Regions from separate parts of the Mus musculus genome. Here all the other regions are linked to region 1. The links are chromatin loops, found by intact Hi-C in ENCODE. Cell type or tissue: heart. All regions are shown on one strand. Each heading gives the region's core, and the rest is flanking DNA. Links, peaks and the distances in the headings are about the cores only. Region 1 has its middle 15 kb from the start of Mrto4. Region 2 overlaps Capzb (capping protein (actin filament) muscle Z-line, beta). Region 3 overlaps Nbl1 (NBL1, DAN family BMP antagonist).

Region 1 (10,015 bases), core at 2,845-7,844:
CCACCAAGGCGATGGCATTGAAGTGAATGGTTGGGAAGGATGACGTTGGGGTCAGTATCTTGAGGGCCACTAGAGGGTGACCCAACCCCTGTATCCTTGAGGTAGCCTATGTCCTCAGACAGCGATACACCCAAAGTATCAGAACATACAGGTCGCCAGGCTTCTTGCCAGGCCAGGGAGGAACACGGGACAAGAATCCTGGCATTTTACATGCTCTGATCAAACATTAACAATACAGCTCCAGGGGCTGGAGAGATGGCTCAGTGGTTAAGAGCACTGACTGCTCTTCCAGAGGTCCTGAGTTCAATTCCCAGCAACCACATAGTGGCTCACAATCATCTGTCATGAGATCTGATGCCCTCTTAGGTGACCACAGAACTGTACTTGTGAGCTCTGGGTCACACAAAAGCCTGGGTGGAGCCCTGGGCACCAGTCCAGCTTCTGTGGCCTTGGCTGAGCCTCCTCCCTTCCCTATACTCACTGATCCGCTTACTGAAGGAGAGAACACTCCCTGCCAGCCTGTCTCCGTGACTTGATCCAAGAACTAAGCATGCTGTGTAGACTAAAGGGGGTGACCATGGTGAAGGCCACCAGGCCTTGATTCCCCAGACAGTGTGTGAACTTGAGGACAACTGTTCAAGGCCACAGTTTCTACTCCCAGGCAGTAGGATCACAGACTGTAGTAGAGAAGGCTATATGGAGGGGGGTTTCTGTCATTGCTGTTTTGCTTTGAGGTGCCTGCCGGGCATTAAATGCAAGGCCTTGTGCACGCTCGACAAGTGTTCTAGCAGTAAGCAACACAGTTCCAACAGATAGGGCTTGAGTCAAGCGGGGTACACAAGGAAAGCTAATATATACTGCTTGCTGCTTATAATATATACTGCTTGCTGCTTATAATATATACTGCTTGCTGCTTATAATATATACTGCTTGCTGCTTATAATATATACTGCTTGCTGCTTATAATATATACTGCTTGCTGCTTACACCTTTGGTCTTTTCAACACCACCAGCACTGGACCCTCAAGCAGGAGCTGGCTTCCTGGGCCTTTCCTTCCCAGACAGAGAATACAAAAAACAAATGTATCAGCTTATGCTCAGAAATGAGCCCTGGGGACACGGCAACTGAGGTGGCAGAGGGGAAGGAAGTGAAAGAATTTCACAATGTCTGGGTACAGGGACACACACATCTAATCCAACCTCTCAGGAGGCTGAAGCAGAAGGATGACAAATTGCAGGCTAGTCTGGCTCAAACTCTGCCTCAAATAACAAACAAAAAGGTCGCTAAGAGCTGGGCATGGTGGCGCTCGCCTTTAATCCCAGCACTTGGGAGGCAGAGGCAGGTGGATTTCTGAGTCTGAGGCCAGCCTGGTCTACAGAGTGAGTTCCAGGACAGCCAGGGCTACATAGAGAAACCCTGTCTCGAAAAACCAAAACAAACAAACAACAAAACAAAAACAAAAACAAAACTTGAACTGGGTGGTGGTGTGTAGCACATGCTTTTAATCCCAGCATCTGGAAAACAGAGGCAGGTGTCTATGAGTTTGAGGCCAGCCTGGTCTACAGGACAAGTTCCAGGATAGCCATGGCTATACAGAGAAACCTTGTCATGAAAGAGAGAAAGACAGAGAAGAGAGAGAGAAAGAGAGAGTGAATGAAACCACTGAGCCTGCTCTCTGTCTTCAGACACACCAGAAGAGGGCATCAGATCCCATTACAGATGGTTGGGAGCCACCATGTGCTTGCTGGGAATTGAACTCAGGACCTCTGGAGGAGCAGTCAGTGGTCTTAACTGCTGAGCTATCTCTCCAGCCCTTGGTGTTTGTTTGTTTGTTTGTTTGTTTGTTTGTTTGTTTGTTTGTTTGAGTCAGTGCTTTTTCTTGTAGCCCTGCCTGTCCTGGAACTCACTCTATAGACCAGGCTGGTCTCAGACTCACAGATATCCACCTCCCTCTGCCTCCTGAGTGCTGGGATTAAAGGCATTCACCACCAAACAGCTTTTAGAACCTGTTTCTCAGTCATGAGTACTGGAGTTTGGGTCACAGCAGTCACGCTGCATAGCACACATTAGCTGTAACTCCAGCTCCAAGAGATCCAACTCCCTCTCCTGGCCTCTGTGTATCCCCCACCCCCAGCACGCACACACACATACTCATGCTCGTGTGCATACTCACACAGAAACACAGAGAAATAAACCTCTTGGATCGTTTGTTTCTGAGATACGATCTTGATCTGAAGCCTTGGCTGGCCTCAAGCTCATGCAGATCCACCTCCTTTTGCCTCCCAAGTGCGGAGACTAGCATACCACATCTTTTAAGGAAAAAACAACTTTGCATGCTCAGTCAAAGCACTGCCATTCACTCTCCATAGCAGGCTGGAGTCCAAGGTAAGGCATTTTAGGCAGTGTTTATGGTATTGAGTGATGTGGTTAAAGATCCAGACTGCCTTAGGTGGATCTCTGTGCATTTGAGGCTACATCTGTGCATCTGGTGGACATTGTGAGTTCCCAGACAGCCAGAACTAGATAGCAAGACCCGGTCTTAATAATTAATAATAATAATAAAATATCTAATAAGATCTGGACAATCAGCCGGCCGTGGTGGTGCACGCCTTTAATCCCAGCACTTGGGAGGCCGGCCTGGTCTACAGAGTGAGTTCCAGGACAGCTGGGGCTACACAGAGAAACCCTTTCTCGGGGAAAAAAAAAAAAAAAAGATATATGAGCCAGGTTGGAAAGATGGATCAGTGGATAAGAGCATTGACTGCTCTTCCAGAGCCACATGGTGGCTCACATCCATCTGTAATGGGATCTGATGCCTTCTACTGGTGTGTCTGAAGAGTAACAGTGGACTCGCATATGTAAAATAAATAAATAAGAAAGAAAGAAAGAGAGAGAGAGAGAGAGAGAGAAAGAAAGAAAGAAAGAAAGAAAGAAAGAAAGAAAGAAAGAAAGAAAGAAAGAAAGAAAGAAAGAAAGAAAGGAAGGAAGGAAGGAAGGGAAAGAAAGAAAGAAAGAAAGAAAGAAAGAAAGAAAGAAAGAAAGAAAGAAAGAAAGAAAGAAAGAAAGAAAGAAAGAAAGAAAGGAAGGAAGGAAGGAAGGAAGGAAGGAAGAAAGAAAAAAGAAAGAAAGAAAGAAAGAAAGAAAGAAAGAAAGAAAGAAAGAAAGAAAGAAAGAGAGAAAGAAAGAAAGAAAGAAAGGAAGGAAGAAAGAAAGAATATGAGTCTTTTATTGGCCAGTGACCAAGAATGAGTTCATGACTCAGACTTATAAAAGCTCAGACTTACAGTGTTTTTTCAAAGCAAAGACCATAATTTAATTCCAAGTTAAATGAGGGTCAGAGTAACCTTGAAACACTCATTTCTGGCAGAACATAACTTTTTTTTTCATATTATTTCAGACATTATGTGACAGCTATCTTTTTTATTTGTAACTTCTTGAGTTAATTTTAAGTTTATATATACAATAATTATTTTGGTTAATATATGTGGGCCATCTACAACATCATGGAAAGCTCAAATGTGTTGCCAGGCAACATTACTGTTGAGGGGGAAGAAGGTTGAGAACCATCTAAGCTACAGGTGCTCTTGGGTGGCCACCCCTTTAGGGATGCTGACAGACCCTTTCATGGGGGTCACCTATCAGATATCCTGCTTATCAGATATTTACATTCATTTCAGTAGCAAAATTACAGGTATAGAGTAGGAATAAAAATAATTTGAGGGTAGGGGGTCACCACAACATTAGGAAGGGTGAGAACCACTGCAGGTCGTCTACGAATGGTTTAGCCCCAGGTTCCACACACGAACGTGCGTTCAACGTGACTGGCGAGAGGGCGGCCCCCTTTCCGGCCGCACCCCGTTTCCCAAGACGAACGGCTCTCCGCACCGGACCCCGGTCCCGACGCCAGGCGGGGGGAGACCCTGCGCCACCGCTGGGAGGACGCGGGGACGGACAGGGACCCGGCTATCAGAGGCCAACCGAGGCTCCTTCGGCGCCGCTGTATAGTTCCGCCGAGGCGGGATTCTGACTTAGAGGCGTTCAGTCATAATCCCACAGATGGTAGCTTCGACCCATTGGCTCCTCAGCCAAGCACATACACCAAATGTCTAAGCAAACACAAAATGGAATCAGGAAAAGATTTACCTTACTCACTGGGTCCTTAACCCAGGACTAGGCAAGCATCCAATCAGCTAAGCTATAATCCAAACCCTATTTTGACATTTGAAACAGTCTTGTTCTATGGGCTTGGCAGACCTGTTGTCCCTATGTTGCCCAGAACAGCCTTGAACTTTAGTCAATTCTCCTCCTCTGTTTCTGGAGTGCCGGAATCACAGGGGTAGACCACCACACCATGTGCTATTTGGTCCGTGCTGGTCTACTGCTTGCTATATAACCCCACTGACTTTGAACTACTGGCAAACTTCCTGCCTCAGCCTCCAGAGTACAGGGATTGCAAGCAAGAACCACCGCCCTGACTTCAACTGTCTTTTTAAAGGGTTAATGGTGAGAAAATCTTATCCATTTATCCCCACGTCTTGTTACAGTCTTCATTTGGTGTAAATTCTAAGTCCCTACTGCATAAATGTTCTTAAAGATGCCTGGAGTGAACGTTTGCTTCTTGAGATTCGCTCCACCCTCGATTCTCTGAACAGTCTAAACTACCTGAGTTTGAGGGAAACTTCTCCTGGATTAATAAAAGTCAAGGCCAATTGACCTTCTCTGCTATCCTTCCACAGGGACCCTGACTAGAGCTCCCAGCAAACCTCAATTCAGAGATAGCTCCCCAGGGTTCACCCCACCTGCTAAACTCCTTCTAGGAGGGTACAGAGAGCCCAGGGCAGCTGAATGGGCCAGAGAGAGGCAGGAAGCTAGAGGTGTCTGCAACTTCCGACCTAGCGCATGACACCTGCCACCGACCTCCAGGTGGCGCTGTTGTAGAGGGTTCTCAGTTCTGCAGAAGTTTTGTGTACAGGCCAGCTTTCCTGCCCTTTCTCTGCGAGCCCTGTCTCCTGTGGGAGTGACAGCAGCCAGCTACTGGCTTTAGTTTTCATAGTCTTCATCTTTCTCCTAGGAGTAGATACTGACGCGGACCCTACCTACCCGCCACTGTGTGGGGGTCATGGAGACAGGGAGCAGCTTGGATGCAGCCTGCAGGGCGGTGTCAGTGCGCGCCTTCCTGCAGCGCGGCCACACGAAGATAGACACCGCCTCCGGGTATGCAGACGGTCAGTCCGAGGCCATCCTACGCGGCCCTGGGGATTGGGCTGGACTGCAGCGGCTGCAAAGGTAACGGTCATGCCTGTCACCCACCCCCAGTGATCAGAGCTGATTCTTCCCCAGTACAGCTTCTTCCGGCTCCTGGGGCTGTGATCGCACCTTGTCCTCCCAAGCTTGAGAACCACAAGCTCCTCGGGCTGACTTTACACAATTCTGCGGTTTCCACCCTTCCAGAAAAGTGGCCCAGGACCCTCTCACAATAGACCAACCCTGGCTCCGCCAAATTCCATATGGCCAGCCTATGTCTAGAGCATTGAGAACACTGGGAATCTCGAACTGTGTAGACTCTCCCCAACTAGTCCCTAGCAGGTGCGTGCCTCTGAACCCTCATCTGATGGGTTCCCTGGGGTTTTTTGTTTTGTTTGTTTGTTTGTTTTATTATATGTAAGTACACTGTAGTTGTCTTCAGACACACCAGAAGAGGGCGTCAGATCTCACTACAGGTGGTTGTGAGCTACCATGTCGTTGCTGGGATTTGAATTCGGGACCTTGAGAATAGCAGTCAGTGCTCTTAACCACTGAGCCATCTCGCCAGCCTGGGTTCCCTGTTTTTACAGTCAGCAGAACCCCAGCACATCCCCAGCAAGACTTTGGATCCCCTCCACCTCCTCCTCCTCCTCCTCCTCCTCTTCCTCCTCCTTCTTCTTCTTGTTTTTTTTTTTTTAAGGTTTTTTTTTTTTTTTTTTGGTTTTTCAAGACAGGATTTCTCTGTGGTGGTGCATGCCTTTAATCTCAGCACTTAGGAGGCAGAGGCAGGCAGATTTCTGAGTTCGAGGCCAGCCTGGTCTACAGAGTGAGTTCCAAGACAGCCAGGGATACACAGAGAAACCCTGTCTCGGAAAAAAAACAAAAAACAAAAACAACAACCCTTTGTAAGATCCATGTGTGACACTGTCCATAAAGATAGGTTCTGCAGCTGGGCAGTATGCCATATACCTTTAATCTCACCACTGAGAGTGAGTTCCAGGACAGCCAGCCAGAACTACACAGAGAAACTCTATCTCAAAAAGCAAAACAAAACCAAAAACAGGTAGGTTCTGTAGCTTTCTTGGTTGACTGAGGAAAAGGAGGCTGAAAGAGGGGCCAGTGTAGTCCCCATCACACAGATAACACAGTGTTCACCAGCCTAGAATGCACATCTGCTCCCAGGCTTCTTGGCAGATAACAGGTTATACGTTTCTTTTCTAGAATGAACACCCCTGTGTGCTAGCAATTCGGCTTCTCCTAAGTGCTTATCAGGAGCACAAGGCTCTCTGTGCCTCCCACAGTAGCTTGAGTCTCTGTGCCAGACTCCAAGAGAAGCCACGTGAGTGACAACACTAGTCCACTTGACGAAGCGCCTTCCGCATTGGCTGGGGAGCTCAGAGGGGGCACACTTCAGGGCTTAGATGCTGAAGAAAGCCGCTCCCTGAAAGAGACCAAAAACACCTGTAGGAGCCAGGTGTGCAGGTGCTTCCAGCTGCTGAGGCAGGGGGATTCTGCGTTCTAAGCAAAGAGGAAGAGTAGGGGGAGGAGGAGGAAAGGCAGAGGGAAATCTAAGAAAAACTCTGGAGGGCTTGGAGACAGGGACAAAGGCAACAAAATTTCGCAATACTGGATGTCACCCCTTAAAACTGGGGACAATAGGTGTCAGGGAGAGCAAGGAATGGTCTTCAACAGACATATGCCATCTGAAATGTTTGCATGTATAGGAAGGTTCAAAACTGTTGCCGGGTGCTCAGCACTAATTTATTTGTTTATTTCACACTTATTTATTTAGTGTATCTGAGTGCATGTGCACAGGCCACAATGTGCAAAGGTCAAAGCCTGCCTCCATCTTAGGCTTAAAAGCCATCTTAGAGTAAGGACAAACTAGGCTCATTCCTGTTTATGATTAAACCTCTGTTTCACAAGAATTGGACTATTCTACCCTCCTCAGAGGAGAACAGTAGGGGGAGGGGCTGTGCACAAAGGGGCTGGGGCGCGGGGGGGGGGGGGGGGGGGCGGGGGGGGGCTGCGATCCAGATGGAAAGTGAATAAGTAACAAACTTAATGGAGAAAGGCAAATAAAGGATGGAAGATAACTGGTGCAGATCTTTTGAAGTTGATTATGTACTTCATGGCTCAGCAAGGTCCTCGATTGATATTTATTTACATAAAGTCAACAACAATGACTCGGCAAAGTCTCACTGGGTGGCGCACACCTTTAATCCCAGCACTGGGGAGGCAGAGACAGGCAGAGAGTTCGAGGCCAGCCTGGTCTACAAAGTGAGTTCCAGGACAGTGAGGGCTACACAGAGAAACCCTCAAAAAAGAAACCAAAAAAAACCAAATAAACAAAAAAACGTTAGTGGAAGTGTTTCTGGCAAACTCATTCTTTTGCGTCTTGTTCCTTTTTTTTGTTTGTTTTGTTTTGTTTGTTTGTTTTGGTTTTTCGAGACAGGTTTCTCTGTATAGCTCTGGTTGTCTTGGAACTCACTTTGTAGACCAGGCTGGCCTCCAACTCAGAAATCTGCCTGCCTCTGCCTCCTAAGTGCTGGGATTAAAGGCGTGTGCCACCACGCCCGGCTGTTCCATTATTTTCAACGAGGGCTCGCTGCACAGACAAGGCTAGCTTCAAATATACAGAGATCTGCCTGCCTCAGTCTCAAGGGCTAGGGCATTTTCCTGGTTTTAATCAAAGGAAAGAAAAACCTGTGTTCACACAAACCCCAATACACACTCAGGTTTAGAGTGCTTTTTTAATCTGCATGCGCCAGAACATAGAAATAGCCTAAAAGTCCTTCAACCCAACAAATTAACATTGTGTTAAACTGGAGACTTCTCAGTGTTAAACTGAGAAAAACCAAGTCCACAACTGTCTGATTAAAACAAGCTTTATTTCGGGGTGTACTCAGGACTGGCCAGTCTGGTAGCCTCTCCCTAAATCAGGATTTGAGAGGGCAGTCCCTGCTGGCCTCTTGAAGTCCTTTTTATAGGAGAGATTGCGTTGGCTGTCACACATTGTTAGATACAATGAAAGTAGAGGAACAGGGTAAGGATATACATCACGGGAACAGGCTGCCAGGTTTAGTGTAGGTTGAAAAAGAGTTTTTCAGTTTAGATGGGATCTAAGAAACAGGAACGCGTTCTTAATTACAACTAGAAATCGTAACTTGCAAGGATTTTAACATGGACTAACAGAAACTTATTCTTTAAGGACAAACAGACACCTTAACCTGTACAGGACAAAGCAGTTACTCTTAACTGGGTGGAGGGATTTGTAAAAGTGGGACTAGTAGGAGAGGAGGGATGGGGGAGGAGGGAATGGAAGTATAAACTGAATAAGTAAGTATATGAGGGCTGGCGAGGTGGCTCAGCAGGTAAGAGCACTGACTGTTCTTCTGAGTGTTCTGAGTTCAAATCCCAGCAACCACATGGTTGCGCACAACAACCTGTAATGAGATCTGATGACTTTTTCTGCTGTCTGAAGACAGCCACGGCGTACTTATATATAAAAATAAATAAATATTTAAAAAATAAGTAAATGAATACATACATACATACATACATACATACTGTGGTGTTTGCCTTTTGCTTGAACTTGGAAACTATTACCCCAGTACTAATCAAAGGTGTCTTCCATCGGATTCATGAAGACAAAGCAAAGCTTTGGGAAGTTCATTTTATACATCCTTAGGCATGGCTCAGCGGTTCTCAGTGCCTGCTGCAGGATCATAAAGATGAACACTCACATCCTAACATCGTATAACCGGCTGGGTGTCTGATGTATGCCTGTAAGCCCAGCTCTGAAGGGTACACAAACAGGATCACAGTGGGGCTTGCGGGCTGTCAGCATCCCTGAAAAGCATGATGCACAGATTCAGGGAGAGACTCTGTCTCAAAGAAATAGTTAGGGAGAAATCAAGGAGGGCACAGATAACCTCTGCTGGCCTCTGCACCTGTGCGCACACGTTTACCTATGCACACACATTTGCCTGTGCACACCCGTGTGCGTGCACACACACAGACACGATATTTTAATAAATACTTTAACTTTAGTTTTGAACACACCTATTTGGTTCTGCAATGAATACACACACGGTTGTGTGGGCACAGCAGAGGCGTCCCTGCCACTAGTAGCTATGGCCTTGACTAAATTACTCAGTTTTTCACACCCTTACCAACTGTAAATAGGAGTAAAAGTGACAGGTTACAGAGAAGTCCCTAGAATTGTTCAGGCTGAGCTGACAATGGACAGCATAAGTAGTTAGTGGACAATGACACAGGGGATAACTGAACAGCAAGACACAGGAGGTACACTGGCTTTAATATCCATGAGCAGAAGGCCCTGTGTGGAGCCACACCTGCCACCCCAGGTACCAGAGCATTGGGTCTGGGGCAGAGGACACAGGAAAAGAGAAAAGGCCACAGACCACAAGCAAAGCGGCCCTGAGGGAACCCCACGTGGAGAAGTCTTGACTTTAGACTGGGGGCTGTAGTCCAGAGCTCTATGGTCACCATAAGGTGTTTTGAAAGACGACGCTGAGTGCACTATGGATGATGGGCAGTTCTGATCACAGGGGGAGGAAGGTGCCAAAGGAACTGGGGACAGAGACAGGAAGGCTTCGCTAAGGGCCTGTGAAGAGGAAAGTCGGGGCCAACTACAGACTCTGTTCGTGAAAACGAGCTAGGGCTGGGCTGTCAGTGTGAGTCCCTACTCCTCTCTCTCCCCCTGCTGAGAAGCCCAGGTGAATGGTTGAATGATAGATGGATGGA
Region 2 (10,015 bases), core at 1,958-6,957, 49 kb after region 1:
TGAGTCATGACATCTGGCCTGCTCACTCTTCCATCTCCCATGGAGTCTGTACTTCACATACAATAAGAGAAACCAGGACTAAGTCGGGGACATCACCAACATGGGGTGGCAAGCATGCAGCCATCACACTCAGGGGAGATGACTAATGAGGCCGGAAGGGTTCAGCAGGTACTGGGCCCTCCTTCAGTCCCCAGGGAAGGCTATGCACGTCTGGAGAGAGGCAGGTGAGCAAGAACGTACAGCCAGCGCCGATTGTGTCCCAGTTTCTTTTTATTTATTTTTTTGTTCTTTTTTTTCCTTTTTTTTTTTTTTTAAGTATGGAGGCTCAAGTAGAAGATGTAGATTTTTTTGTCTGTTTAAGCTTTACAAAAAAAAACCAAAATAAAACAAAAAACTCCTTTTGCATTCCATAAAAATTGACAGAAAAGCACCTGGCCTGAAGAGCAGCCGGTCGCCAGCCCCACCCCACCCCAGCATGGTCTCCTTGGGACAAGGGTCCACCTGTGCAGGACAGTGCTGAGGACATCACTCCTTCCTCCACTGCTGTCCCCTGTCCCCAGCCCTGACTCCAAGCAACTCCCACACACACACGGATCAGATCTCCAGTTTCTTCTCTCACACACCAGTTAGTTCATAAAATTTTTTGTTTTACATTTTTTACACCAATGTAACAAAAAGATGGAGGGAGCGGTGTCAGACAGTGTATCTGTGCCTATAAATGGGCAAGGGAAGGAAGGGGGACAGGCGAACAAAACCACACGGTCTCTATGGAAACGTCGTGGGAAGCAGGCCTTGGAGCCAGAGGAGGGTGGTTATCGGACTTTATTTTGGGGGAGAGATGGCGCTGCGTGGTCGATGCAAACTGTTATGTGACCTGTCAGGGCGGGAAAGGAAGAGGGAAAAGGAGCAGAAAACGAGTTTTCTAAAGAAAGGAACCTAACGAGTGCATGGCGTGTCCGGTTAGCGTGAAGCAGAGGTCTTCAACACTGCTGCTTTCTCTTCAAGGCCTCCACCAGGTCGTTCTTAAGCGCTTCTTGCTTTGATTTGTCTGCAAACGTCTGCACAGACCTGCGGGGGAGGAGAGAAGACATCAGCAGGCACAAGGGTGAGAGCGAGGTGGCCGGGGCCACTGTGGGGTGCCAGGCTGCAGTCTGTCCTGGAGAGCAGGAAGGGGAGCCCAGGCCTGCACCTCAGTACCTTGCTGCCATCATGGACAGAGGTCATCTCTGCCCAGGCTGTGGGTGACCCGGCCTTTAGGTCCATGGATGGCGATGCAGGCCGCAAACTGTTGGGAGCTTTCAGAAACCACGCAGCCTGGGCCTTTGCCCTCACACCTATTGCCCCTTTGCTAGCAGAGAGGTGAAGGCTCTGGATAGTGAGGACCTTTTAATGAAGTATCTACCCCACCCTCTCTACCTGCAGCAGAGGCTGGCTCCTTACCCTGAAAAACCAGGTGTAGCAACCCCTCTTCCCTACCAAATTCGTAGGAACCTGCCTCTGCATGGCTGAGCCATGGGATCAAGACAAGAGCTTCCGCTGCGTGTGAGTGCAGCTGGCTGCAAACCCAGCCTGGCGGTGGAGCCCTGCACGCCTGCATTCTAAAAGGCAGTCGTTGGAGAGGGACACTCTGGGCCTGCTGTTGCCCACTGGGTTGGTAGGGAAGCAGCTAAGGCTTGGAAACTGTTACAATGTACCAAGTGCTTGGCACACACATCTCAGTCCTCAGAAGCCCTCAGGGTGGGTCCTCATTAAGCTGATTTCCAGACCAGGCAAGGAAGCAGAGCTGGAGAGGTCCCGATGGTTCCTTTCACGACACATCGGTTAGTTGAGAGCATACTAAACTATATGCAGCAACTGTTGAGGGCTCATAAGCGGTGGAAGAGGCAGGGCACATGCTCCGGCAAGCGGCTCAAGTTCACAGTGAGAGCTCTATCGGAAGTCCATCCTCCCTGCTGAAGTGGGGGGAGGTGAGGCGGATGGGACAGAGAGAGACGGTGGAAGTGCCTGAGGAGTCTTCAAGATGGTGAGGACAGGACCTGAGCTGAGACGCCACTGATGATGTGTGAGCTGCTGCCACTCAAGGATCCCTTTGTCCTCTCTGGGGCTCAGGATCTCAGGCTAGCCTAACAGTGAGGAATGGCATGCGGGCTCAGGCAGAGCTGGGGTCAGGCCAAGGAGGGGGCACATGTGGCTGACGGGCTGGACTCCCCTCAGGGCACCTCCAGCTGGTCTGCTAGGGATGGCAGGAGTATCCCTTAGAAGGGTTTTCTCCAGTGAGAGGCCTGGAGATGCCATCCAGGCTAGAACTGCAGTCTGCTTTGGACCTGAAGTCAGCACATGGCTCAGACCACTGTGGGAGGGGAGTCCCCAGCTTGGAGCCGCAGTGTAAATCCCAAGGTCCTTGCCTGGGCTGGGCCTTTGGTGTTCAGCCCTGGGGCCTGTGGGTCCTACGAGCCTTGGTTTAAAGCCTCCCCCTGAGATGCTGGCTATATCTGTATCTGTCTTTGTCATAAGCCAAGTCATGGTTGTTGGTCATTGTCAACAAGCAGGATTGTTTCCCTTCCCATCAGCATGGCCTGCTGGGACAGCTGCAGCTCATTAAGGGAGGGTGTGGGCACAGAGGGCCCAGCAGTGGCCAGCCTGGAAGAGTGTTGGCCCGGCTTAGGGGGAGCGCTCAGTCACTCACAGAAAATAAGAGGGAGACCACCTGGGATGTAGCTTGGGGACTGTAAGGTTCTTGGTAGAGGAGGCGGGAGGATCTGGCTGTGCTGTGAGACCTGAGTGAGCGAGCCAGCAGAAGGCAGGGCACACAGCCCTTGCTCCTTGAGCCAGTGGAGTGGGTGCACCTAGCACCCTCTGCTGGAGAGGCGGAGATAGTGCCACGGATTGAGCTTCATCAGGAGCAAGAGCTCAAACCTGGCTTTTGCCCAGAGTGCAGAGCACACACACCACACACGCGTTCACACTACGTGGGGCTGAGACTATGCGTTAATGTGGCTGCCCAGCAGCTGTGAGCAGACACAGGTTAGTGGCAGGGTCTCAGCAGGTTGGTGAGTCCTGTTTAGTGGGGAGGCCTCACGCCCTTCAGACAGGATACCTGGGTCGGCTCAATTATCAGGCTGGATGTAGACCTGGCGCTGGGTCAGCACTTGAGAAAGTTCCCTCTGCAACTGCTTAAACTTGTGGTTGTCGGGGATAGCATCAAGAGATCTACAGAGAGTGTTCAGAGAGGGTGAAGCCACAGCAAGAGAGCAACAGCAATGCCGAACAAGAACCTGGCAGCCGTGGGCAAAGGCAGAGACAGGAGAAGGCCACCACGACACTGGAACTGACTGCACACCACAACCACAGTTGGCAGTGGCCCCGGTCTTTAGGGGTTCACACCCGACCCCACACAGGCTCAGATGTTCCTCGTGTTTTCCTCATTACTGGGAATGGAGGAGTCTGGCCTGGCAGGAGAGGGTGCATTTGGTGCCACAGGACCCAGTGTCAGGCCTGACAGATCAGATACTCAGGACCACTGGGGACCAGGAGGGGCTGTCTTACCTAAATAATGCTGCTGGGTGAACTCACAAGTTACACCCCGCCTTTCTGTTGGGTGCATTAAATTCTGGGCCAGGGAATGACATCAGAAGACTGGGCCCCACAGAGTCACAACAGAGCTGGACTGCAGAGCCCTCCCAACCCTGCTCTCCTAACCCTGTCGGCACCCTGCCTCCCGGATGGGACAAGGCCACCGAGAAAGGAGTGGGGAAAGAGGAAAGAGCTCAGACAGGATCCTGGCCACATGACTCCAAGGCCAGTGCTATCTCAGTCCCTCCTCAGTTACTTCCCCTCTCCCCAGCTGGGTCCTGCCTCCCACTCCCACTCCACTGGAGCCAGAGGCCAGTGAGTCCTGCCTGCTTCTGCAAAACACAGAGCACTAGACAGCGGCAGGAGCTTTCAAATGGAACCTCAGGCCAGGCTGCTCAGCTCTCTTCAGTGTCTTGAGATCTGTGTGGGGGCCTCCCAAACCCAACTCCAAAGGGCCTGGGCACATTCTGTAGCCAGCCCGTGGCCAGCTCCACCATGCAGGTATCAAAGCTTGCTGTGGTCAGTGAGCCCAGAGACCAGACCTGGTAGAGGTCATAGAAAGTGCTGAGCCAATTTCTGAGCCTTTCAAACTGCAACTGTGAAGCCATCCCTGACCTCAGCTCGCTAAGGAGTCTGGGACTGCAGCCCCAGGTTTGGCACATTACCTCAGCCCGTTGACGATGTCCTTTGTTTTTCCAAAGTAGATCTCATTCAGCGTGCTTCGGATTTTGTTTTCCATGTCCTGGGAAGGGAGGTGAGTCAGTGGAGCCAGCCCACAGGAAACAAGGCCCACACCCACCTGCAACCTCTCAGCCTGCAGTCCCTGCCTTGGCCACAGGGTGGAGCTGTGGGGCCACTCCCCTGTGTTGAGAGCCAATGCCAGGCTGCCAGAACCCCACCTATAATTTGTGTTTTGGGTCTTTCTTATCCTTAGGCATGGAGGAAGCCAGCACCTAGGGGCTGATGGCCAATTCTGACCACTGCCGGGAGTGGGTCTAAACCACATCACCAGAGCACTGCCTGGCCACCATCTCTGTGAACAGTTCTGTGAAACCAGAGAACATGTCTCCAGTCCAAACAACACCTCGCTCTTCCAAACGGGACGTGGTGACAGGCGAGACTGCAGCAGCCACAAGTGAAGCTGCTCCAAGGCCCCTGGTGTTCCAACGATCTGTTTGCACCCCGAGTTCATCACTGTTCACACACAGCGATCAGGGGAAACAAGGCCGAGCAGAGGCGCTGGGGTGGGTGGGCCTGGAGCCCGGCTTCACTTGCTTCCAAGTCAGAAGAAAACTCAGAAAACTGTAGGCAGGGCGGGAACGGGAACAGCTGCAGCACAGGGAGGCAGTGGAGAGCAGGCAGGCCTGTGCGGCACTGGGGCAGGGTGAACCTGGACCACTCACCTCCACCAGGCGCCCGATGTTGGCTATGTGTGGGGAACAGTCACTCACAGTTTCGTCTTTCTCCATCTGCAGAGATACATTGTTTAGTCAGAGAAAGCTGCAGCTTCAGAAAGCAGCCTGACACCACCAACTGACCAACACACCTGCCCTCCAGTCCTCTGCCCCAGGTGGCTGACCCTGTGTGTCACGGTCCTCTGGCAGCTGGTGGCTCTGTGGAGCTGTTGTTATAAGGCCACTTTTCTAGCACCAATGACTTAAGTGTTGGGTTGTAAACAGCCTGGCCAGCAGACCTGAAGTCCTACCATTTCTAGGCATGGCCTGCTGATGCCGCTCTGAGGATGGGCCTCCCACCTAGCTCCTAGGGCCACAACAGGGAGGGCAAAGGCCACCCTGGCCATCACTTTGGCCTTGCCTATCTTTACATCACTCCTGCAGCCACAGGTAGAAACTGCTACTCAGATTCGGGTGTGGCCTGGTTTGGCATTGGAATCCTCCCATATCCCATCATTGCCACATCTTGACTGGCTAGCCCAGTAATGGCAGCCATGGACCCTGTCAGCTAACACCTGGCTAGGAGGGACTCCCAGGCCCTATCCAGCATCCCCACCACTCCAAAGTCAGGAGCTAGCGGTGCAGGGGAATGTGAGACTCCTGGGTTATAAGGCACGAGGCCAACAGCCAGCTCAGCGCATGAACGGAGGAGCTGGCAGGGAGATAAGGGGACCTGCTGCTGGGTTCTGGTTTTCCTATGGTGAGCTTTACCTCCCTGACAAGGGTGCAACAGAGAGAAGAGAGCAGCCCACCTTCAGATTCACAGGGAACCAGGAGAGTACTGAGTATTTAGAAGCTAAACATGGGGGCTGAAGGCTCAGTGGTTAGGAACACAGGCTGCTCTTCCAGAGAACTGGGATTCAATTCCTGGAACCCACATGATGGCGTGTAAATGTCAGTAACTTCAATCCCTTCCTCCTGGATGGGACAAGGACTAGTGAAGCCAGGCTGTATGTAGGGGGAATCCCAGGACGCCAGCAGGGCTGAGTGGCCTGTCACTGCATATGGCAGAGTGGCCCAATAGGTTCTAACAGACAGGCACCTGCTTATACTACAGTTAGCGCTGGACCACTGGGGAACAGTGGGGTGATCATTTAGCACCGTGCTGTAAGCTGAGAATCTAGTTAAGAGTAATAGGCTGGACCCAAGGGCCTCCCAGAGCCACATGACTCTGCAGAACAGAGTTCTGGTACTGGCAAGGGATTTGACTAAGAGCTGCTGAAAGGAGGTGGTGATGCAGGCCTGTGAGAGCCATCGGTACCTTGGTCCCCGAGTCTAGCTCCTGAACTTTGCCGGGCATCCTTTGGCTAGAGGGTCTCCGGAAGTCTTAGACTGTGAAGACACACAGCTGGGGAGCACACCTCAGAGAAAGGACAGGGCTTCTCACCCAAAGGAGTTCTTAGAAACCAACATCCCACATGGACCCCGTGTCCAGCTTCAAGACTGCTCAGAGCTGCTCCAGTGGGGGGTTCTGATCAGTGACCTGCACCCCTCCAGATCAGACTCTCTCAGTCCTCTACTTTATGCAGAGGGAGATTCTTGCCTCTACATGGGAAGGGATGAAGGCTTTGAGGTCTCTCAAGGGCCATTTTAGTGAGTGGTGGCAGCCTGGGGTGAGCACAGCTTGAGGGGTGAAGGGCTCTTCCCACCAGGCAGGTGAGAGCGACTCAGTGCCTCGCCACATGCTTGTGCTTCTGAATCAAGAGCCACCTTCCAGCAGGGAAAGGCCGGAATCCTAGACCCTCAAAGGAATAGTGTGTGTGTGTGTGTGTGTGTGTGTGTGTGTGTGTGTGTGTGTGTAAGGGGGGGGGGTGGACTCCTCAGGAGCACACAGCGGTCCTCAAAGCTCAAGCTCCCAGCTCACGCGGGCAGTTTCCGTAGCCCCCTTGCCGTCCCCACGGCAGGCCTCCGTCCTCCCACACCTGGCTGGGGTCAGCTCGCTGGCAGCGCTGGCCCACCAAAGCCAGAACTGTTTTTGCAGTGCATATATCATTACACCCTCGTAAAAGAAGCTGCCAGAAGGAAAACATTTTGATGTTCTGTGGCGGCACAGATGTTCCCCACGGTGGTTCCTACGGAGTCTGGAGTCGGGGACCAGCTCGCCTGTCTCCATCAAGACTCTTTCCTCTCTCTGGCTGAGATGGGGAAGAGGCAAGCAAAGCAAGGGCTTGAATGTGGCAGCTGTGGGCCTCAAGGGGGGGCAGACGGTTTCCCACTGCCACAAGTGTCTTTCCTCGCCGGCCAGCAGCGAGGTGGCTGCTTCGAGCTCATGCCCAGGTGCAAAGGGCCCTGCTCACCTTGGCATCTATGTCCTTGCCTGTGCTGCATGCTAAGCTAATGAACATACACGCGATGCCAGCGCATGCTTAGCAGCACACAGCCCTTGTTAAAGCATGCACTGTGCCCAAGTATGCCCAGCTTGCGCCATCGACGCGAGGCTGTCAGGCCAGGATTAACCTTGCCACCTAGCCAGATACAGTGCTCACACAGCGCCCACCCTAGGAAGGAGGAGTGCCCGACTGAGCTGGACCTGAGGAGGCCTCTTGGGCTAAGGAGAGAATCAGATTAGCATGGAGTCGATAGAGCACACAGAACTTTAGAAAGCGTAAGGTCTGGGGCTGGAGAGATGGCTCAGTGGTTAAGGGCATTAACTGCTCTTCCGAAGGTCCTGAGTTCAAATCCCAACAACCACATGGTGGCTCACAACCATCCGTAATGAGATCTGACGCCCTCTTCTGGAGTGTCTGAAGACAGCTACAGTGTACTTAGATATAATAGTAAATAAATTAAAAAAAAAACATTAAAGAAAAAAAGCATAAAGTCTGTCTGCTCACATGGCCATGGAAGGACAGGGCTACAGCCTGGACCACGTTCTGGAGGAGTCTGAAGGCAGCTTTCCTTTTTTTCTTTTCTTTTGGTTTTTCAAGACAGGGTTTCTCTGTGTAGCCTTGGCTGTCCTCAAACTTAGAAATCTGCCTGTCTCTGCCTCCCAAGTGCTGGGATTAAAGGCGTGTGCCACTAGGCCCAGCTTGACAGTTTTCCTTGAGACAACCTCACTGGGGGTGGGGTGGATATTAGATATGTCTGCCAGGAGAGCCAAGGAAAAACCACAACTCAGGGTTCTCAGGTTCTGGGAAGGATCCAGTTCGACCTCTTCCGCCCTCTGGCGGCCCAGCGCCCCTGCCTTCCACAGCCAGGGCAGGCCTGTGGGTGGTGGTCTCATGTCAGCTTTTCCTGAGCCAGGTCATCTTAGATACAGCATGGAGATGGCACCATCCTGACCACCCCAGACACCTCAGCCCTACGCTAAAGGTCTGCCCCAGCCTTCATTCCCACTACCTGCAAGTAAAGGCCACGAGTTTGTCTTCTTTCAGAAAATATCTTGCATGGCCTAACTGCCAAGCCCAGGTCAGGGAGGCCTTTCCCGTCAGGAACCATGGCAAAGACCAGCTGGCGGCTGGGCTTTTCCTGAAGACCCAGGGGTGCTGTGGCTGCTGGGGGAGGTCTTCTTGCAAATGGCCAGCAAGCCCAATCTCCTCACTCCATCACCTCATCACCCCACCTTTGTGTCTAAATATTTAGAGTCTGAAAAGAAAATGAAGCGAACATCTGTAGCCCTGCCCCGGATGGGAGTCTTTGGATCTCTTTCCAGAGATTTACGATCAGCCTCATTCCCACGTCTCTGCAGTCACAGGCGAGGTGACCTCTCTAGGCAGCTTCCTCTTCCTAGCTAGGACTTGGCTTGCTGCTCATTTTCATTTGCTCCCAGCCTTCCCACTGGGGCCTCAGTGGCAGCCTGCCAGGGGCACCTTCTGCCACCCCCTCACGTGTGGAAGCTGGAATGAGCTCCCCAGAAGGCCTCGCTGCTGTTCCCATCACCTCCAGAAGACTATCTCCCATCTAGCGGATGTCCCCAAGAGACAGCTCTGAGTGGAGGCAACAAAAGGAAACAGTAAAGGGGAAGACAATGCTCTCAGGAGGGTGTCCTGAGCAGCTGGGGCCATTTATCACCATGACAGGTGCCACCAAGAAGGGTTCTCAACTCCCTCAATGTATTCTCAGAAGCCATATAAGGAAAACAGGACAAGAAGCAAACCAAACCTGCACTACTGCTGGGACGGGGCCCCTGAGAACAGCCCCTGGCCTTCTGTCCATGGGGCCTGGGAAACTGGGAACTGAGCAAAGGCCCTGGGGTCAGGCTGGGGAAGAACAGCACTGGGGACATGCGGACCTGCTCATCCTTGATGAGGCATGCTCCTCACAGTTGGACAGCATGGTGTGCAGGTCAGTGCTGGGCACCATGGGCCTGGTGAGAATGTCCTTCCTGATACCGTCGAGTGAGGATGGGTGACAGAAGAAGGAAACCCTTTGCCTACCGATTGCCAAAACTGTGTTGCGTGTGTGTGATCACTCCCAAGTTGATGTCACCCAAACTCTGACCCAGAGAGTGTATGGAAGAAAGGGCACTGTATTAGACACATGTGGGTTCAAATCCCGGATCTGGTACTCTGGTTCTAGTCAGTTGTGTAATGGCACGAGAGGGCCTCAGTTCCCTCATCAATTAAATGGCAACTGTCTAGAATCTACTCAACAGAGAGGGCCATGCAGCTATGTCTGCTTGCTGTATGCTCATCCACACAACCTTCCTGGAACCCTAGTCACCCATCCAAAGCAACCACAGAAAAATGTCCAGGTCATATGGGACTCAGGGTAGAGTCGCTCACCCCCGCTGCCCTGGCTGCTCAGGGGTTTGCTTTGTTAGCGTCCATCTGTCCATCTGTGGCGCCTCCTCTTTAGAGCTGCTCACACGGAGGTGAGCCTCAGCATTAACTAACACACCATGGATGAATTACGGCCCTGGCCCTAAGGATGATGACAGCAGCACGGATTTCCGCAGGAAAGCCCCGAGAGAGAGCACAAGACGGCAGAGCAGAGGCAATGCAGACAAGGTGCACTGAGGGCAGCCACTCAGCAGGCTGAGTTTAGCT
Region 3 (10,015 bases), core at 2,826-7,825, 250 kb after region 1:
CCACTTGCAGGGGCAGAGAGGGAGAGAGAACAAGCGTGAGCGCCCGCCTGCCTGAGCTAGCTGGCGTTTCCAGCGGGGAGAGCCTTGTAAGCATTCCACCCCAGTGAGGCAGTGTTCACCGCAGGGCTCTGTTGCCGGCCACCTGCCCTCCAGCCGGCTCTGGCTCCCGGGCCAGGCGATGATCTTTTACAAGCGTCACTAAAGGGGGCAGCTGCTTGCCTTGGCCTGGCTGGGGGTGGGGGTGGGAAGTTGGGAGGCATCAAGGGAGAAAGCCACATTTCCAGGCTTTCCAAGGCCTTGCCCAGCTGGAAGCCACCAGCCTGCAACTCGGAACACCCCAGGAAAACAGCCTATTGGCACAGGCTGAGGGTGGGGAAATAAGTTGTCAACAGGCAGCCCCCCACTCTTTGTCACTGAGCAGCCAGCCTCCTGAGACTCCCACGGATGCTGGAACTATTTGGGCGGGTTTGCCTTGACTTAGAGCCAAAGAAGAGACAAGGCCGGGGCGTTTCCTTGGTGACCCCCCACCCCTCTCCACCCTTCCCTGAAAAGCCAGACCTCTCTCCTGGGCCTGTGTGCTGGAGGGGTAGACAGGGGAGTGGATGCTGTATCTTAGCCAGAGGTACAGCCTCCTTAAAGTGAAATTTCAGCTCCTTCCTCCTACTGGCAACCCCAGGGGTCGGAGGCTGCGGGGTGGGCAGGGTTGTTGGTGAAGTCTGAGGGGAACTTCTGTTGAGCAGATGTGTAGCTCTGCCCTGCAGCCGGTAGTTAGCATACATTTGTTTTGGAGACTTTTTCTGGTCTATGGGCATCAAGGGTCTGTGGGGCCTGACTGTTTGCATAGGGATACCCAGAGCTGGGCGGTGGAGCTGCCTGGCCCTAGGAGGTAGGCCTGGATGGCATGAGACAGACCCTGGCTATCAACCCACCGCACAGTTTGTTCAGGCGTCGCCCTGGAGCTGAAGGAAGGAAAGCCACCCTGTGGTGCTCCTGGGGTCATGGAATCCTTGTGGCCTCAAGCAGCACACTGGAGCCAGACTCTCCCCAAGGGACTCTACTAAGCCAGATGTTCCCAGGCTATGCCGACGTCTATTTCACAGGTGGTAAGTAAGTGTGAGGCTTACAGAGGTGAAGTACAGGTCACTGACACGGTCGATATGAACAGCCCTGCCCCTACGACACTCATTCCAGGATACCGCTCTCCCTCCGCACCCAGGAATCCAGAGCCGAGCCCGACCAGTGTGAGCTGGACCTCGGGCCTTTACACTGCTTTGCCCACTCCCCAGCAGCGGTTTTTCAGTTGATCCATTCAAGGAAGTCCCTGTACCCATTCCAAGACCTGGAGGGTTGCCCCACCCTGCTGATCCCCAAGCCCAGGGCAGCGGCCACAAGCACCACACCCTCTCCACCAGCCGCATGCGCAGTGGGCACCAGGCATAGCCTGTTTTCTCGGCAGCTAGATCTAGAGGGGCTGTACTTCCAGGGGTAGAGTTTGGTGAGGTCTTGCCTCAGCTCCTGCCCTGGCAAGTAGGTGTGTTGGTGACACTTGGCAGCTTGTGAAACCGTTCCCAGCCATCCTGCTGCTTGCTTAAGTTCCAACTCAAGGTATCCACTAAATCCCTATCACTTGGCAGATGCTTCCCGGATTGAGAAACACCAAGGATTAAACCGGATCTGGAGGGAGGAACAGAGGCTAAGATGGATAAGAGGCCCGGGGTGAGGGCAAGCCTTTACTCATGGTGACTTCCTGAAGCTGTAACCCCACAGTGACAACCCTATACACACTCTTCAGTTTAACGCTTACAGCTGACTGGGGCAGTGGCCTCTACTGTTCCCATATTACAGATGAGAAAACCGAGACACATAAACCTTCAGGTGGTTGAGCTGAGATCTGAACCTGAGAGGTAGTTGTGGAGAGTGGAGGAGAGACTGTGTGTGTGCGTGTGTTGTAAGCCTGGGTGTGTGTACAACCTACCTTGAAAATCCTTGTGGGAATTGAATGGTCCTGATTTTTCATATTAAGCAAAAGAGGAAATGAGGGGCCAGGCATTCAGTGTTTTATGACTTTAATCCTAGCACTTGGGAGGCAGAGGCAGGCAGTTCTCTGTGGGTTCAAGGCCAGCCTGGCCTACATAATGAGTTCTAGGACAGCCGGAGCCACAAAGTGAGACCCTGTCTTGAAATTAATAATAATAATAATAATAATAATAATAATAATAATAATAATAATAATAGGGGATGGGGGCAATTATTCCCTCCACATTTCAAGTCACCCCTTTGCTGTACAAAAGGCTTTTGTGAGTGTTATTGGCGGTAGTTAAGTCCTTGAGAGCTAAGTCCCATCTTGCTACAGGCATTAGAACCCAGTCGTGTGACCAAGGGGACGCTGTCAGTCATGACATTAAGAGGCCTTCTTTTTCTGGGAATGGTGTGTGTCTGTGTGTGTGTGTGCACTCGCGAGTGCACATGTGGGTATAGCTCCTGGCTGGACCTCAGAGTCATGTGGGGAACACAGATAGACAGCCTGTTCAGGCCATACCCCTGAACGGATTGAATGGTCTTTGGTGTTTTGATTCTGCAGGCTAGGCCCCGGGCTTCTATCTCCCTGGTGAGTGTCAGGGCAGCTGCAAGAGTCTGGCAGGTGTGCTGAGAGCTCAGCCCTGTGTGTTCACAGCTCCGCCCCTGGCATTCCTGAAGGGCCCTGTCAGTCAAGGGAAGCTACCACAGTGCTCTCTGCCCCCTTCCTGCCTGGGAGAGATGGGCAAGTCTCTTCTCGACCTGTGTGAGATGCATGGGTCACCCTGTGGGGGCTTCCTTTCTGCATGAGTGCCAATTCAGGGAAGGCAAGGTGCTCCCTGTGGGGAGCTAGAAAGAAAGCCTACCCCTGTCAGAATCTAGAACCCTGGGAGAGTCACTAGAAATATCCGCCCCATCCCTGGGTCTGAGGTGTGGCACCTGTGTAAAGTCCACCTGCGCTAAAGATGGCACTGAACTACAGGCGGGACACTCCCCTCCCACACCCAGATCCCAGGAACCAGGTTCGCTGTGACCATATGCTCATCTTTGGGGCTCTCACTCTTGTCTATGGAGCCAGGTTTCAGATGAAGCAGTGGCCGAGCACCAGAGTTCTGACAGGGAGAGGAGGGTTCTATCCCAGCTCCCCGCTCCCTGGACACCTCTCTCCCCATTTCCCCTTCTCTCATTTCCGTGAGCCTTCTACCCGCACCCACCTGCCCGGTAACTGCCAGCCCACCTGATTTGCTCAGGATCAAGCCTTGGCTTTTCCTACTGTCAGGACATAAAAGCTCACACAAATTCCAGCTGCCCTGCTCCCTACACCCCATGTATTCCTGTTCTTCATGTAGAAACAGCGGCTGCATTAGACCCGCATGTTATCCCCTCTTCTGGTCTTTGTTTTAGCAATCAGGAGATTCCTCCCTCAACCTCCACCAGTACCCATCTGTAACCCTCTGTTCAGCCCAGAATTATGGCCTTCCACCCCCCTCACTCAGCCACATGTCTGCATTTCCCCTGTGGGTAAATGTAGGGCCCTCGGGCTCTACCCTTGAGATTCTCTCTCACCTTCCTCGAAGGTACCCAGAAAGGGAGTGTCAGCTACAGGGAATGAAACGGCCCACAAGAGGACATGGCTCTTCTCTGGTGCTGGAAGTGTCTTGGGACAAGCTCTGCAGAGCCTGGGTGTTGATTGGACAGATGACTGACTGACTCCGGTCCTGCCCTGGCTCTCTGGCACTCTGTGTGACCTTCAGGGTGGAAGCTATGAGAAGCTGGGTGAGGCTCTGAGGGCCCAGGAAGGGAGAGTCTAACCACTGTGTAGACAGACACGAGCCACTGAGTTGCTGGTTGAGAACATAAACAAGTGAAATGAACAGAAGATGCGGTGGTAGGCAGGTGGAGGGCACCATGGTCTCTGGGTAGGGTGTGAGCGGTAGAGGAGGGGCTTTCCTAATGGCAAATTTTGCCTTCCTTCCCACATTGCCCAGCTTTACTCATGGTCCTGGAAAGTGAGGGTGGTGGTGGGTGCTGGATGCTGGTTACTGAATGGGTGCTGGGTGCTGAGTGCTGGATGTTGGATACTGGGTGCTGGATGCTGAGTGTTGGATACTGGGTGCTGGATGCTGAGTGTTGGATACTAGGTGCTGAATGCTGGGAGTTGGATGTTGGGTATTGGATACTGGGTGCTAGATGCTGGGTCCTGGGTATTGGATGTTGAATGCTGGGTGCTGGGTGTTAGATGCTGGCTGCTGGGTGTTGAATGTTGGGTATTGTATAATGGGTGCTGGATGCTGGGTACTGTCCTAGGAACATGCCAGCTCTGGGAAGGAGCAGTGTTTCTCCTTTACACAGGGAAGTAGGCTGTGAGAGATGAAGTCTTTCTTACAGCCACACAGCTCTTAGGCTGCAGAATCTGAACACTGAGAACTCCAGGGACAGCGGGCTGGTCTACTGGTGTTCTGGCTGCTGTCCTGGGGAGGTCAAGGGTGATCCCAGTGTTCTGCTGCCAGGCCCTGGTCAGGGTGTGGTGGGTTGGGGCATACCACTCTTCTGAAGGGTATGGCTAATCCTAGTTCCCCATGGGCCATCTGAAAAGGAAGACTCGTTTCTCCTTAACTTCTGCCAGCTCTAACAACAGAGACTGCTCTCTGGGCCAGGGACACTGCAAATGTCCCCTTATCCTGTCTCCAGGTAGCTTTGTGGTCAACCTCCAGGCTGATCTTCACTTTAGCCAGTCCCCATGTTGTGGCAGCCTTAAGCCTCACCCTCTCCGAGTTCTGGGTCCAAGTCAGACTCCCAAATCCATCTTGACTGCTGTTGAGACTCAGCTCAAACCTCAAACCTAACTCCTACTGAGACTTTTGCTTCCCTTCCTACCTGGGTCTTACTCACTTCCTGCCTGTCATGAGCAAGAAAGTGTCACAGAGTCAGGTGACACAGCAGGGACTTTCTGATGCCTAGAGAGGCTAGCCCCGCACAGGGAGGGCCCTGGAGTTCTGGTCTTTTTCTATGGGTTCTGGACCGCTTTAGAAGGCCAAGGTCATACATTGGCTCAGGTTAGTTCCTGGGAGTGGGAGGAGGGGGATGCAGGGGCTCTATCGGGAGCAGGAGGCTGATGCTGTTGAGTTGCAGTTAAGGAGTCCAGTCAGTTCCTTTAGGGTGTGCTTGCTCTAAGAATATAGGTTTGCTGTAGATCTTGTTGGTGAGTTTGGATTGTGCAGATCACAGCAGAAACTTATTGGGGTTCCACTCCCTCAGTGCCCCTGGATTCTCACTGTCCCCTCCATAGATACTTTTCAAAATACCTGCTTCCCCACTCCTGGTACCTGGCTTACAGAGGACTAGAGGAATACATCCCTGCTCCTCTGCCCCACAGGCAAGCGCATCCAGGCCCCTCTGGGGACTGAACTAAGACACAGTTCCCAACTGAGCTGGGTATAGTCCCTGGCTGAGTCTATCCGAACCACCCTGGGAAAGCGTGAATCTTATCGCAGCTGGCAGCTTTCACACTGTAAGTCCCCAGGGAATTCTGAGACACTATCAGGTGTGAAAGTGCCATTTATTTTACAGGTGGAGGACAGGTAGAGAGGAACTGAGACTTGAAGATGGAGGGTCACAAAGCACTAGACAGACAGATCCATCCCTTTCTTCAGTGTCCTGTCTCAGAGGGGTCAGGGGGATGGAGCCTTTGGAAGCACTTTCCTTGGTATAGGTCTCTCTGAACTCCCCCGTCCACTATTTCTGAGGTGTGTGTGGGGTGGGGTAGGGGATTGGGTGAAGCCTACAGAAGATAAAGTTGGGGAAGGTGGCAGAAGTCCCCCTCTGAGTGTTTCCTTTAAACACAGACTTCTGTCCTGCAGCGCCATCTAGTGGCTGACTGGGAAATTTAGTGTTTTACTCCTGAAGCAGAGAACTCTGTAAATAGTCTGGGGATAATGATGTGTGCTACACCCTGGTGGAGAATCATAAGAAGAAACATATCTGAGTGGTATAGAGTTGAGTATCGATGTCTTTTTAGGAGGCATGGACAATAGCCAGCCGTCTCTAAGGCTGTAATCAAAGGATTACTTCGGGTTTATAATTTGAGGGATTCGATCCAGAGCCGTCGTGCAAGCTAGGCAGACACTGTACCACTGAGGGGCATTCCCAGTCTGACATTAGTAACTATCCTACTGAGGACCGTTCAGTCTCCCCAGCGCTGGCAGGTGCGATGCTACATATAGCTGCTTCTGACGTTTAGAGAGGTCTGAGGTGTATTTGGAGCTGGCCATAGGGTAGGTGGGATCAGGAGAATTAGGAGTGCAAAATCATCCTTGGGTACAGACTTAATTGAAGGTCAGCCTGGGCTACATGTGCAGATCTGACTTTGACTCTTGGGATCAGAGTCCATGTTTGGAAGGCACCTCTGCTCCTGAGCACCTAACCTCCGAGGCTATACTGCACCTCACCTGCCACCTGTGTTTAGTTCCAGGGCTCCGGAGGTGACGGGCACAATGCTTTGGGTCCTGGTGGGGGCCGTCCTCCCTGTCATGTTGCTGGCTGCCCCGCCACCTATCAACAAGCTGGCCCTGTTTCCGGACAAGAGTGCCTGGTGTGAAGCCAAGAACATCACGCAGATTGTGGGCCACAGCGGCTGTGAGGCCAAGTCTATCCAGAACAGGTGGGCTCTGCAGGGAGGAGGAGGGTGAGGACAGGGACCGAGGGAGCCTTGAAGACTTCCCATCCCTGGAGATCGGGGCTCAGTGACATCTCCTCCCACAGGGCGTGCCTAGGACAATGCTTCAGTTACAGCGTCCCCAACACCTTCCCGCAGTCCACAGAGTCCCTGGTGCACTGTGACTCCTGCATGCCGGCCCAGTCCATGTGGGAGATTGTGAGTACAGCTGCCCAATCCCCGAACTGTAGCAGCAGGACTTGGATACTTACCGTGCGTGCAGGCTGCAGAGTTCTACTGCTGGGGATACGCATGGGGTCCTTGCTCCAGGGCTTTTCAGTCTGACACCAACCTGTAGAAGATTCTAGATACGTCTGAGGCTCCACCCATGTCACAGACATCACAGTTCTTCAGTCTCCACACACTGTTACCAGAATCTATGCCTTTCTCTGCCCCACTCAGCCCTATTGGTTGGGCTCACCAGTTTCCTGGCATTATCTTAGAACCTGCCACCTCTTCAACAGCTTAACACGTACCAAACTCACCTCACATTAGCCCTTTTACCTGCTCTGTTCTTTCCACCCCAGGATCTTTGCATATGATCTTTGCTTTGCTCTGAACTGCCACCCCTCCACCTTCCCCCTTTCTTCAGCTAGTTAACTTCTACTGGTTCGTGGCTCTTGGCTCAAGTATTATTTCCTCAGGGCACTCTTTCAAACCCTCTGACCCAGTCAAGTTGTGCCATAGGCTCTCAAGCCCTGTGTGCCTTTGCTTTGGGCAGTTGTCACATGAACAGTTTTCCCAACATATCAGACACCTGAGCTCCACCTACACCTGTGCCCCACCTGCACCTGTGCCCCACCTGCACCTGTGCCCGCGGTCATGGAGTAGATGCTCTGTAGAAGAAAGGAGGGGGAGGGAGGAAGACAGTTGGAAACAACTCTACAAGGCAAGAGTTGGGGTGCTAAGGGGGTTGCTATAAAGTAAGCCTCACTGTGTCGGGAGCTTGGGATGGAGCTCAGACCCAAAAGTTGCCCAGAAGTTAATTGTGCAGAGTTTGGAATCAGTGGGAGGATGGGTTGAGCCAGAACTTTCTATGAAGAAGGAAGGACATCAGCCAAGTCTCTGGGGGCAGATCAGGCAGTTAGAGTTACTGTTGGTGCACCAGGGTCTGGCATGGTGAGGTCAGCCAGGACCAGCCTGAAGGTCCTGAAGACCTGAGAAGAGCACAGTGTGTGTGTGTGCGTGTGTGTGTGTGTGTGTGTGTGTGTGTGAGAGAGAGAGAGAGAGAGAGAGAGGGAGAGAGAGAGAGAGAGAGAGAGAGAGAGAGAGAGAGAGAGAGAGAGAGAGAGAGAGAGAGAGAGAGAATTTACACCCACTCCTATGCCCGGGGGAATGGGTAGGAGGGGTAGGGCTGTGTGTAAGAAGATGAGAGAGGGGGCTGGAGAGATGGCTCAGTGGTTAAGAGCACTGGCTGCTCTTCCAGAGGTGCTAAGTTCAATTCCCAGCAACCACATGGTGGCTCACAACCGTCTGTAATGGGATCTGATGCCCTCTCCTGGTGTGTCTGAAGACAGTGACAGTGTACTCACCACATGTAAAATAATCTTTCTTAAAAAGTACATTAAAAGAAGAGATAGAGGAGGAGAAGGGAGAGAAGGAGGAGGAGGGGGAGGAGGAGGAAGAGGAGCCCTTGCAGGGGCTCAGTCCCCTCGTGCCCCTCCAGATGGGTTCACAGAGCACACTGGGCTGTTGCAGGGTGGATTTTTGGTTCCCAAAGATGTGTTGTTATTCCTGGGGTCTCTCCACTGCCCAGACTTCAGGAAACATCCCTTTTCTTCCTCCTGCTCCTCCCAGGTGACCTTGGAGTGCCCTGGCCACGAGGAGGTGCCCAGGGTGGACAAGCTGGTAGAGAAGATTGTACACTGCAGCTGCCAGGCTTGCGGCAAGGAGCCCAGTCACGAGGGCCTGAACGTCTATGTGCAGGGTGAAGACAGCCCGGGCTCCCAGCCTGGACCACACTCCCATGCCCATCCCCACCCTGGGGGCCAGACCCCTGAGCCCGAAGAGCCTCCTGGAGCCCCTCAGGTTGAGGAAGAGGGGGCTGAGGACTGAGGGCCCCCAACTCTTCCTCCCCTCTTGTTCCCTGTGGAATGTCGGTCCCACCCTCCAGGGAAGAGGGAGGGGATAGGCAGAAGCCCCCCTCCCCCTTTGGCACTGGATGGACTTGGAATGCTGCCTGGTTGTCATGGAGATCTGAAGGGAGGGGCTGGAGCCAAGCTGCACAATTTAATATATGCAAGATGGGGGAGGAAGCAGACAGACATCCGCAGGACTTTTCTTTTGGAAGGTGAAGTGTGGTCTTTCCTTTCGGCCTTCTAGAGAGATGAGCCCCCCACCCCCACCCGGGATAGAGAGGAAATGGGCTGAGCTGCTGAGGATGAGTGAGATCCTCAAACAGGGCAGGCCCAGGCCAGGACCCACACAACTGATGGGGGCAGGATCCCCAGTGATGGGTCCAGAGTGGGAATCAAGTCCTTTGCTGAAGGACCTATGTGGGAAGACCGCTTGCAGAGGTCGGAAGCTCCAGTCCCATAGGTTTCCCTAACGACCTCCCTCACTCCCCAGTGCCAGGGAAGTAACCCCTTCAATGGAGTGGCTTAGGAGTCAGGCTGGGGCAGGACCCTGCTGACTCAAGTGCCAGAGTGTCACTGAAGAAGAAAGAAGATCCCTCCCATCTCTCCCTCTGGAGATCTTAGCTCTCTGCTCCCCGTGTTCTGGACCCTTTAGGGAAGTAGCTGCAGCCAGCCCTGCTGTCTTTGGGGCCGGTCTTTCTGAAAGAGGTGATGGTCCATCTCCATCACCTGGGACCATAGTGGACAGGAGGCCCCTGCATAGGGCCCCCACTGACCTCAGCTTTCTCTAGCTCCCTAGTCTAGCCACTCCTCCTTCCCAGCTGCACTTTAACCCTAGGGCAGGGCAGGTGGCAAGGAAGGGCCCTCTGTCCCCTGATATGCTGGTACCATTGTTTGTGTCCAGGGGATGCCAGCTCACCTCCCTGGGGGTGCCCCGGCCCGTGGCTGTTCGACGAGAGCCTTAGAGCTTGTAACTAGTAGCCATCTCCCCTGGACCCGAGTGTTTTCATGAATAAATACCTTCAATGCCTCTATTCTCTTCCTCGTGGACTGGCTCTCTGAATCCAAGCTGGTTGTGGGCCCAGGGATGGAGGCTGGGTTTGGTCTGGGCAGTGCGGGTCACCTCCTCTCTTGGGTTTGTGTCTGCATTTCTGCCTTGCTTACACGTGGCTGGACCTAGCCAACTAGATCTGGACACTTGATCCCTTGG

What was found. Hi-C counts contacts between places; a loop is a spot of excess contacts. Peaks named below come from ENCODE experiments on the same cell type or tissue, not always from the same donor. Only the 100,000 strongest peaks of a DNase experiment are listed, where the experiment ranks them.
Region 2: a loop joins it to region 1, with 2.3 times the contacts of the local background. A loop is called at or near these places in 6 of 42 quality-filtered maps.
Region 3: a loop joins it to region 1, with 8 times the contacts of the local background. A loop is called at or near these places in 17 of 42 quality-filtered maps.

What each region holds. Positions count from the first base shown.
Region 1 is chr4:139,332,193-139,342,207 of GRCm38, reverse strand. No RefSeq gene overlaps it. Among named protein-coding and RNA genes, the nearest start is that of Mrto4, 15 kb to the left of the region's middle. In heart, for the core only: a CTCF peak has its summit at 4,920 (motif pointing right); a DNase peak (open chromatin) is centred at 4,927; H3K4me3 peaks cover 743 bases; H3K27ac peaks cover 1,615 bases; H3K27me3 peaks cover 1,959 bases.
Region 2 is chr4:139,282,056-139,292,070 of GRCm38, reverse strand. Capzb (capping protein (actin filament) muscle Z-line, beta) reads right to left here. Exons shown (of 9, transcript NM_009798.4): 7 at 4,977-5,042; 8 at 4,239-4,315; 9 at 251-1,068. The coding sequence ends at 981. Among named protein-coding and RNA genes, the nearest start is that of Slc66a1, 24 kb to the left of the region's middle. In heart, for the core only: CTCF peaks have their summits at 2,856 (motif pointing left) and 4,405 (motif pointing right); DNase peaks (open chromatin) are centred at 2,880, 3,117, 4,380, 5,640 and 2 weaker places.
Region 3 is chr4:139,082,115-139,092,129 of GRCm38, reverse strand. It overlaps Nbl1 (NBL1, DAN family BMP antagonist), which reads left to right. Exons shown (of 4, transcript NM_008675.2): 2 at 6,482-6,676; 3 at 6,778-6,889; 4 at 8,528-9,838. The coding sequence starts at 6,510. The coding sequence ends at 8,785. Among named protein-coding and RNA genes, the nearest start is that of Nbl1, 5.8 kb to the left of the region's middle. In heart, for the core only: a CTCF peak has its summit at 5,899 (motif pointing left); DNase peaks (open chromatin) are centred at 5,859 and 6,621; H3K27me3 peaks cover 3,254 bases.